Regions from separate parts of the Homo sapiens genome. Here region 2 is linked to region 1. Evidence: read pairs that join two places in POLR2A ChIA-PET (ENCODE). Cell type or tissue: IMR-90. All regions are shown on one strand. Links, peaks and the distances in the headings refer to the core of each region. The heading gives the core; the rest is flanking DNA.

Region 1 (5,387 bases), core at 310-5,309:
CTATGTGCCCATTTTCAGAGATATTTTTCTTTCTCTACTTTCCATTCTGGCAATCAAGAACATCTGGGTAAATCTTTCAAGGTTTCACTGATGCTAGCTATCCAGCATCAGTGAGCTGAAGTAAAATCTTCTAATTCCTTTGAACCCTGGTCTAAAGCCCTCTTTTTCGAATATTCAGAATATATAATTTTGTATCTAATATTTCCCAATATTACTTCTTACCTCATTCTTTCTATCATTTAAAAATGTTGGCCGGGCATGATGACTCATATCTGTAATCCCAGAATTTTGGGAGGCTGAAGTGGCAGGATCGCTTGAGCTCAAGAGTTTGAAACCAGCCCGGGCAACCTAGCGACACCTCGTCTATACAAAAAAATTTAAAAATTCACCAAGCACGGTGCAGCACATCTGTAGTCCCAGCTACTCGGGATGTTGAGATGGCAGGACTGCTTGAGCCCCGGGAAGTCAAGGTTGCAGTGAGCCGTGATCATGCCACTGCATTCTAGCCTAGGCAATAGAGTGAGATTTTGTCTCCAAACAAAGCAAAGAAACAAAAATGTTGCCACAGCCTTATATAAATGCCCAATAGATTTCCGATACCAGGTAAATTTTGAAGAAACTCAAGAAGTAAGGCAAATAATTCTTTGATTCTGTCTTCCTCAATCTTATATGGAGAACAATTAATATTCTAAAAAATACAATTTTTAAGTTGGATGTCTGTTGTCATCATGAAGTAGAGGAAGTAAGGGTGAATACATAGTTTGTAGAATTTGAAATATTTGTATTTAACAATGATGTTTCAGAAAAATGAGAAAAACCCTTCCCAAAGATATCATCTCCCCTTAGCTACAAGCAGAATTTGGCAAGTGCAGCAGTTGAAACAACCTTCTTTTATAGAGAGTTTTGCTTGTTTGTGTCATTTTAGTTAATGAACAAGATACCCAATGTCATAAATAAAATATATTAGAGGAAATCTGAATAGAACAGAGAACATTTAAACATATATGCTGTGTCACAGGCCTTCATGAATGAAAACAGATGGCTTAGATAAAGTAATTTTGTTTTTAATCCAGACACTGTGGTATTTCAAGGCTGTTCAAGTGCCAGGATTAAGTCAGGCTAAAAATTACATCTCCCTGATGTTAGTTGATGATTTTTAATTTCTTAGGCTTTTACCCACAAAATCATTTTCTAACAAAAGGAGAGATGATAGGTGGATAAAAAAACATGACCTTTGAGTATAGTGTGGTTTGTAACAATTAAGAAAGTGATGTAAACAATTACATACTATGAAGCATAGATAGCCATCCACAAATTCTCAAGGCCGTTTCTTCTACCAACATAGAATTTCTGAGGTAGAACACCTGAACTTCATTTGGTTTTAGCTTTAATACTAACAATTCAAATTGGAGTAAGTACTATTTTACAATAAAATTTCCCTTATATGAAAAAAGATGTTCATTGTACAATCCCACAGTTAAAGAAAAAAAATCCCATGTGTTCTCTTAGAGTGTGTGTTATTTTTAACAGGGAAATCTTCAAAATTCACTGAATCCATCTCTAGGTTTACATCTAAATAATAAGAATTAAGTAATAATGTTACAAGCTGCTGCTATTACTGTTGTTACTATAGAAAATGGTTAGATCAAAATAAATCCCAAATAGAGCAGAGTTGAAAATTAAAAAAAACCAAGACATAAAAAAACTAGAAGAAAAATAATATAATATTTATTAAATCTCTGGGTGAGAAAGGATTTTAAAACTTAAAAATGATAAATGAAATCAAAATCAGACAAAGATCAATTGGTTTGTCTATATAAAACTGCTGTACATTAGAAAATAAAATTTAAAAGCAAAAAAAAATTGGGGGGGAATGTTTCAACATTTATGACAAAATGTATGCAATACTTAGCTCCCTAAATTATAAAGAACACCTAAAAATCAGTATACAGATGGGCAAAGAACACAATTGCAAAAAGAGGAAATAAGAATAATAAAAGAGATTTTTAAAATTGCTTAACTTTACCACTAATCAAATAAACGTGGAGTACAGCAATAATGAAAACATTCAAAAGCAGTTTATTATCCAGTATTCCACACATGCCTGGCAAGGGTAGGTAAGGGGTGCTGAATTTGTTACAAGTCATTTAGAAAGCAAAGTGGTAGTAAAACAACACATTCTATTGACAATATTTTAGAAAAACAGACATTTCTATACATTATTGGTAGAGAACAAAGTAATACCATCCCTATGGAATACAATTTGGCAATATTCATCAAAATTACAGATTCATCCCAGCACTTTTGTTGGCCAGGATGGGTGGATTGTTTGAGTCTAGGAGTTGGAGGCCAGGCTGGGCAACATAGCAAAATGACAGTACAAGAGGAGGGATGAGAAGAGGGTGTGGGGAGAGAGATTCTTCAAGAACAAGGGACATTGCTATGTTAGGGAGGTTAAGAGTAGGAGCCAATTTATGGTAAGCAGCAAAATGGAATCATAGTCAGTTCTAAGGAATATGAGAAGTAGAAGAGAGCTAAAGAAGCATCAAGTAAGTACTTTGAAAAGTTGCCTAAGGTGAGTGATGCTTCTGCCTACCCTCTAAGCTACATGATTATTTCACGTATTTTGTCAAATTTCCCTATTACCACTGTCTCTCCTAGTTCTATCAGGAGAAAAGGGAAAATACAGGAAAAGGCCAGCCAGTCAGCTAGTTTCACCATGATTCATACACTATGATTTATACACAGCATTCATACACACGCTACCAGAGGAAGCTGCTCAATCCTGAGATCCCCTATGCCTCAAGGGCTTTGTATGTGTCTGAATTAGCAAAAACAATGTGTAAATTCAAAAGATGTAAAGATTATAGCATTACAACCGATTTGCAATAAAGGAATCCCATTTACAAAAAAGCTTATGGTTGTTGGGGGTGGGGTAAATAAAGGAAAGGGATAGATACTTTTGAATCTATAAAAGAGTATCAAGATTCTATAATAGATGGCATCATAAAATAAAGAGATATAAGAGATAAGATGATAAAATAGACTAAAGATCTGAATTTAGAACTCCAGCTCCATTGCTAAACTTTATGTCTGTGGAGGATAAGTTACTTAAATATCAGTTGATTGATTCATGAATTTAATCATTATTCATTAAGCTGGTACCATGAGTAAGGTACCAAGCCAAATGCTGAGGATACAGCAGGGTATAAGATAGCTATGGAAGATAGAAAATTTAAATAAGTACCAACAATACAGTGAAAAGACTGGTATATCTGATCTAATCTGAAAGAGTTATGGAAGGCTTCCTGGATTAATGTTAAGGTCAGACCTAAATCTGAATTGTAAATAGGAGTTAGGGAACTAAAATAGGGTGGGAAGAGTGCTCTAGACAGGAATAATAGTACTTGCAAATGCCTAAAAGTCAGTATTGTGTATCATATAGAAAGATCAAAGAGATTATTATCTGATAATTATGGAGGCTGCAGTTGCAGACCAGTTGTTAGATAATAATCAAAATGGACAGTAGAATGTTTTTATTAATTCAAAATATTTTTGAGTAGTCATTATGTGTCAGGTATTATTCTTGGTACTCGGGATATATCAATGAACAAAGCAAACAAAAGTCCCTGTTCTGATGAAGCTTATGTTCTAATACAGGGTGAAAGACAAATTACAGCAATCACAGCATAAATGATATGGTGCATTAGAACATGTTAAGTGCTATGGGTCTGGTGGACTGGGAGTCCAGATGGATGAGGGTTATTTTAAGTAGAGTAGTGAAGAATTGCCTCAGTGAGCTGGTGGTGATTGGGCAAAGACTTGAAAGAGAAGAGGAAGTGAGCTTTGCAATTACTAAGACAGAGCACATTCCAGCAGACAGAAGAGCCAGCACAAAAGCCCTGATAGGATTGTGACTGGTATGCTCTCAAACAGCAAGAAGCTGGGTATGGCAGAACAAGTAGGCAAAGGGGTGAGTAGTGTGAAATGAGGTCAGAGAGACAATGAGGGATGGAGGCAGACCTTGTGGGATCTTGTAGACTACTATGAGAGTTCATGATGAAGCAATTGCAATAGAAGCAAAAATTGACAAATGGGACCTAATTAAACTGAAGAGCTTCTGCACAGCAAAAGAAACTATCAACAGAGTAAAGAGACAACTTACAGAATGGGAGAAAATCTTTGCAAACTATGCATCTGACAAAGGTCTAATATCCAGCATCTATAAGAAATTTAAATTTACAATTAAAAACAACCCTATTAAAAAGTGGGCAAAGGATGTGAACAGACAGTTCTCAAAAGAAGACATACATACCGCCAACAATCATATGAAAAAAAGCTAAACATCACTGATCATTAGAGAAATGCAAATCAAAATCACAATGAGATACCATCTCACACCAGTCAAAATGGCTATTATTAAAAACTCAAAAAATTACAGCTGCTGGTGAGGTTGTGAAGAAAAAGGAGCACTTACAAACTGTTGGTGGGAGTGTAGAAAACAGTGTGGCAATTCCTCAAAGACCTAAAGACAGAAATATCATTCGAGCCAACAATTCCATTACTGGGTATATACCCAAAGGAATATAAATTATTCTATTATAAAGACACATGCATGCATATGTCCATTGCAGCACTATGCACAATAGCAAAGACATGGAATCAACCTAAATATTTGCCCATCAATGATAGACTGGACAAAGAAAATGTGGTACATATACAGCATGGAATACTATGTAGCCATAAAAAAGAATGAGATCATGTTCTTTGCAGGCACGTGGATGGAGCTGGAGACCATTATCCTTAGCAAACTAACAAAGGGACAGAAAGCTAAATACTGCATGTTCTCACTTATAAGTGGGAGCTAAGATGAGAACACATGGACACATGGAGGGAAACACACTGGGGCCTATCAAAGGGTAGAGGGTGGTAGAGAAAGAGGATCAGGAAAAATAACTAATGGGTACTAGGCTCAATACCTGGGTGATAAAATAATCTGCACAACAAACCCCCATGATACATGTTTACCTGTGTAACAAACTTGCATGTGTACCCCTGAACTTAAAAGTTTTTTTTTAAAAAAGAGAAAAATAGAAAAAATGGCATGGGTCTGAAATAATTTCTGCAGGTGGAGACTGAGCCTGGCCTTGCATGAAAAAATAGATAACTGCCATGCAAATTTGAGGAAAGCCAAGTTCAAATAGACCATGAGGGCCAAATCAGCATAAATTTCTCTTCTTTCTCTAACTTACTTGTGTGGAAATGTGGAAAAAATAAACAGCCTCCCAGACTGAAGGATTTTGAAGGTTCATATTCTAGCTTTGGGAAAAAAGGTAACAAGAAAGCAAGAGAGTTTAAAGCCATGGGAAAATACTCTGGGACAAGGA
Region 2 (5,387 bases), core at 163-5,162, 940 kb after region 1:
ATTTCTGAAATTGTCAAAGTCTAGGATAAAAAACAGCCACAGAAAATGAGAGCAACAGGGAGAGAGAAGAGGATGTGTGGGGAGTGTATCAGTCAGCTACTGCTATGTAACAAACCACCCCAGAACTCTGCATCTTAACAATTATTATTGATTGTTAAGCTCACTTGTGTGAGTCAGCTGAGGTATGGCCAATCTACGCTGAGCTTACTCATGCATCTGTGGGTTGGTTGGAGGATCTTCTCTAGGCTGGGTTTGTCCGGGGCAGCTCTGTTCCCCATGTTCCCTAGTGGGCTATGGGGAGCCATATTCTTCTCATGGTGATGGCAGAGGTGTACAAAGATAAGCAGAAACACCTGAGGTCTCTTGAGACCTAAGTGCAGAACTCAAGTGTGTTCACTTCTGCATTACTGACATAACCAAACCCAAAGTTTAGAGCCAGGTGGAATTCACAGAGAGAAGACACTGCCAAGTTACATTGCAAAGGATGTGGATACAGGAAGGGATGATAAATAGGGACCAATAACATCATCTAACTACAGGAAAGGAAAGGAAAATGAGAGATTGGACAGGATGAGAAGCAGTTCAAGGCAGGAGGTTCAAGGACACAGTGGATAACAGTTATTCTCTCATACTCCCCAAACCGGACCCCAACACACACACACACACACACACACACACACACACACACACACACACACACAAGAAGCATCTAGTCGTCTACCTAATATCCATTGCTTTTCTCCTATACAAAAAGAAATCTGACCCAGCTCCAGTCAGAGGGGATAGTTCCTACCTGGTCTAAGCTAATCTTTGCAGTCCATTTGCCTGGTGAGTGATTGGTTTAGGATTGGTCACATGATACAGTTCAGGCCAATAAGAAGTGAGAGAAAAATCTGCTGGCCAGTAGAAGGGTTTCTCTGAAATGTTTCTTGACTAAAAACAAAACAAAAACAAGCAAAAATCAGCAGCCCTCCCTCTTCCAAACTTTGTGAGATCTGGACCTGCCACCACCATCCTGCACGGCAGAGTGGACAGAAGGAAAGAACCTTAGACTTGCTGATATTGATAACAGCTGAATTCACTGCCAGAGCTGCCCTCCCTCTGGGTGACCTGACATCTGAGATGAATTTTATTTTCTCCAGTCTTGTCCTCTCTCCTAGACTCCAAATGCTTTCAGCTGCCTGTGGTGGCCTCTACATTCGAATGTCTCACTTAAGTCCAAACAAATTCCTCATGGGATTTGCTGGGATTCCCCAAGAGCAGAACAGAAATCAGGCACTCTGAAAATCGTGCCATGAAAATGCAATTTGTTAGTGAGGTGAGGAGAGAATACCAGTGTGGAGCCCCACAGTCCTCAGCCTGAATCCTGTGGCACTGCCACATACTTACCTGAGTGAAGTCCTTATATCTCCTCTCTGGGTCTCAATTTCCTCATCTGTAAAATGGGGATAATAGAGTCCAGGGGAGGATTACAGAGATAACATACAAAAAGCTCCTAGTGCACGATGCTCAATAAATGTCAGTGGTTCCCTTTGTTGGTGCGGAGAACAATAATAAAATCTCGGCGGGGCGTGGTGGCTCACACCTGTAATCCCAGCACCTTGGGAGGCCAAGGCAGGTGAATCATCTGAGGTCAGGAGTTCGAGACCAGCCTGGCCAACAGGGTGAAACCTTGTCTCTACTAAAAATACAAAAAATTACCCGGGCATGGTGGTAGGCACCTGTAATTCCAGCTACTCGGGAGGCTGAGGCAAGAGAATCGCTTGAACCTGGGAGGCGGAGGTTGCAGTGAGCTGAGATTGTGCCATTGCACTCCAGCCTGGGCGACAGAGCAAGACTCTGTCTCAAATAATAATAATAATAATTATAATAAAATCTCAGTTTGGAAAGGATCCTGACAGGTATGATAAATGATTATATTTCCTGGATGATCATAGCAGGATCATTGCATGTCCTGCCCAAATAACCATCACTGCACACTGCAAGGCATACAGGGCCAGAACCAACTGCACTGGGCATTAGGGTGGCATTTCCTAAGTGTGTTCTTAGAAACTTAGCTCTCAAGTAGTACGAATGTTATGAAGGGGCAAAAGAAATGCTGGAATCAAATAACTTTGGGAAACATTGCGTTAAATAACACCAAAGCAGGTTTCTTTAATGCAGGACCTCTCAGAGCATTGAACAGAGTGGTACACTTTGAAATATCCAATGAAGGATGGAATCTGCAGAGTTTCCTAAACCTCTTGCTCCTGGGAGACCATCCAGCTGGGAAAGGCTGCATCAGGAAATGAGGCATCTGTCCACGTAGTGACGAAACCACAGACAACCACCGAGGTCAGCCTCAACTTTGCATTCACCCCCAATCACTGCATTGTAGAAATTCTCTCCTTTCCTACTTCAGTCTAAATAGTAACTTAAGGAACTCCATTCACTGCTGCTCCGCAGTCTTCCACAGTGTCCCCATTCATCCCCTCTGAATGAAGCAAACCTCCAAGTTCATGGTTTTAGGTAGTCTTCTGAGGCTAAGAGAAGAGGGTCATCTTGTCAGGACAGAGAGAATTCTCCCTTCCTATTCCCGTCCTGAAGCAGGCCCTGAACACAGGTAGGCAAAGCTGGCTTTCCCATCTCAGCCAGGTCTCTCAGCTGCTGAGTTCAGTAAATTTCAAGATAGCTGGCTTTCTTAGGTCCTGCTATTGCCCTCTTGTATGTTAATGAACTTCCTTTAAAAACCCATCATATGTTTTGAGACTGTAGCTAAGAGATATAAGGAAAGGTCAGGATCTGGGGCAGACCAAACAGCCTTAGCAAAACCCTAAGACTCTGGGAAAGGGACTATGCATATATTCAGAAGACCTTGGCCCCAAAGTTCACCTGTAATACGCATGTGAATGAGCTATTCCTTTCTGTTGTCACCTCCCAGAATGGTCAATAATTCTATCTCAGAAACTGACCAGATAAAATGACTCTCAGTTCTCATATAGGCTTATCCTGAATCTTTTTGTCTCAGGAACACTGAGAAAGCAGGCCTTTTCCTGAACTCTTTTAACTAGAATGAAGAAGACATTCCCAGGATGACTCTAAGACAAAAACCACAGGCACTGATGAATCTTTATTAAGCATCTACTATGTGACAGATGTATATGGTCCTAGTCAGAGAGAAGAGCCAAATGCCCACAAATGTGTATGGCAAGGATAAATCCTAGCCATTCCTGGGACCATCGCCAGCTCCTCCGGTCTATCGGGTCAGTTGCAGTTTGGGAAACTGAGCAATGTCTGCAATGTAAAGAATCCGATCCACCCAACCCTTATCAACCCGCTCAGACAGCTGCAGCTGTGGGTGAGGCCCTTGGGAAGATTTACTTAAACATGAAGCTAGACATGGGTTTGTCTTTCATTCAACATACTTGCAGGGAACAGGCATTGGAGACAGCAGAAACAAGGCTGGCCAACTGCTTTGTGGGTGGGCAAGGTGGACATTTGCCTGGGAGGCAGGAGGCCTTTACAGAAACTATGGAGTGGCACGCAGCTCAGGCCTTTGCATGCCCCTGAAACTTAGCTTTTTTGGTAGGGGGTTCTGGGGAGGGGGAGGTTGAGGAAGAAAGGCAGACTGCTGTGGTGGGCTAGGGGGTCAGCAGTCCTAGCCTCATCTCTAACAGGTGGTTGTCTGTGGTTTCACCACTATGTGGACAGATGCCTCTAAATGATCTCGCCAGGTCATTTTCTTTTTTTTTTCTTTTCTTTTCTTTTTTTTTGCTTTTATTTTCTTTCTTTCTGTTTCTTTTTTGTTGTTTTTTCTTTTGTTTGTTGTTGTTGTTGTTGTTGTTCTTGCTGGTATAGACAGGGTTTTACCATGTTGCCTTGGCTGCTCTCAAACTCCCAGACTCAAGCAATCCACCCAACTAGGCCTCTTAAAGTGTTGAGATTACAGGCATGAGCCACCACACACAGCCATCATTTCTGCTGTCTGACCTCAGTTTCCTTGTTAGTAAAAAATGAGATGGTTGTTCTAGATCTGTCTATCAGGATTTTTTTTTATTGTGGTAAAAATACAATTAAAATTTACTGTTACCGGCCGGGCGTGGTGGCTCACACCTGTAATCCCAGCACTTTGGGAGGCAGAGGCGGGCGGATCATGAGGTCAGGAGATCGAGACCATCCTGGCTAACACAGTGAAACCCCGCCTCTACTAAAAATACACAAAATTAGCCGGGCGTGGTAGCGGGCACCTGTAGTCCCAGCTACTCGGGAGGCTGAGGCAGGAGAATGGCATGAACCCGGGAGGCGGAGCTTGCAGTGAGCCAAGATAGTGCCACTGCGCTCCAGCCTGGGAGACAGAGCGAGACTCCGTCTCAAAAAAAAAAAAAAATTTACTGTTACCGACATTAAGTACATTCATAATGTTGTACGACCATTATCACTACTTAGTTCCAGGACATTTAATCATCCCCAAAAGATACCCTATATCCATTAAGCAGTCATTCTTCATTGCCTCCCCCTCCCCCTGACGCTGGCAACCACTGGTTGGCTTTCTGTCTCTATGGATTTGCCTGTTCTGGATGTTTTGCATAAATGGCATCATACAATATGTGGCCCATTGTGTCTTACTCCTTTCACTTCATACACTGTTTTTGAGGGTCGTCCATATTGTAGCATGCATCAGTACTTCATTCCTTTTTAATGCCTGAATAACTCTTTATTGTAGGGATAGATACATTTTGTTCATCCATTTATCAGTTGATAAACATTTGGGTTGTTTCCACCTTTTGGCTATTGTGAATAGTGCTACTATGAACATTACAGGTTTTCAGTTGAATACCTGTTTTCAATTCTTTTGAGTATAAACCCAGGAGTAGAATTGCTAGGTCATAAGGTAAACTTATGAGGAACTGCCCAACTGTTTGCCATAGTGTCTGCATCATTTTATGTTCCCACCAGCAATGTAAGGGGGTTCCAATTTCCCCACATTGTTGCCAAAAGGATAATTTTTTTTTTTTTAAAAATGGAGTTTCACTCTTGTTGCTTAGGCTGGAGTTCAATGGCACGATCTTGGCTCATGGTAACCTCCGCCTCCCAGGTTCAAGCAATTCTCCTGCCTCAGCTTCCCAAGTAGATGGTATCACAGGCATGTGCCACCATGCTCGGCTAATTTTGTATTTTTAGTAGAGATGGGGTTTGTCCATTTTGGTCAGACTGGTCTCAAACTCCCAACCTCAGGTGATCTGCCTGCCTCAGCCTCCCAAAGTGCTAGGATTACAGGTGTGAGCCACTACACCCAGCCAAAAGGAGAATTTTTTAAAGCAGGGAGGCCACTTAGTAATCAAATGTTTTCTTCTAATGAAATATTTCTTGGAAACCCACTATAATAAAACAGATTAAAATAAACTGCT

Evidence for each region. ChIA-PET counts read pairs that join two places held together with the same protein. Peaks named below come from ENCODE experiments on the same cell type or tissue, not always from the same donor. Only the 100,000 strongest peaks of a DNase experiment are listed, where the experiment ranks them.
Region 2: POLR2A ChIA-PET joins it to region 1 with 7 read pairs; 1 of 35 experiments calls an interaction of 5 or more read pairs at or near these places.

The regions. Positions count from the first base shown.
Region 1 is chr3:132,591,358-132,596,744 of GRCh38, forward strand. All of the region lies in intron 13 of ACAD11 (acyl-CoA dehydrogenase family member 11), which reads right to left. The region is part of intron 39 of NPHP3-ACAD11 (NPHP3-ACAD11 readthrough (NMD candidate)); the gene reads right to left. Among named protein-coding and RNA genes, the nearest start is that of ACKR4, 3.2 kb to the right of the region's middle. In IMR-90, for the core only: no CTCF peak of the experiment used is centred there; DNase peaks (open chromatin) are centred at 2,734 and 3,884; H3K27ac peaks cover 1,775 bases.
Region 2 is chr3:133,529,879-133,535,265 of GRCh38, forward strand. No RefSeq gene overlaps it. Among named protein-coding and RNA genes, the nearest start is that of CDV3, 41 kb to the right of the region's middle. In IMR-90, for the core only: no CTCF peak of the experiment used is centred there; DNase peaks (open chromatin) are centred at 2,303 and 3,233; H3K27ac peaks cover 1,578 bases.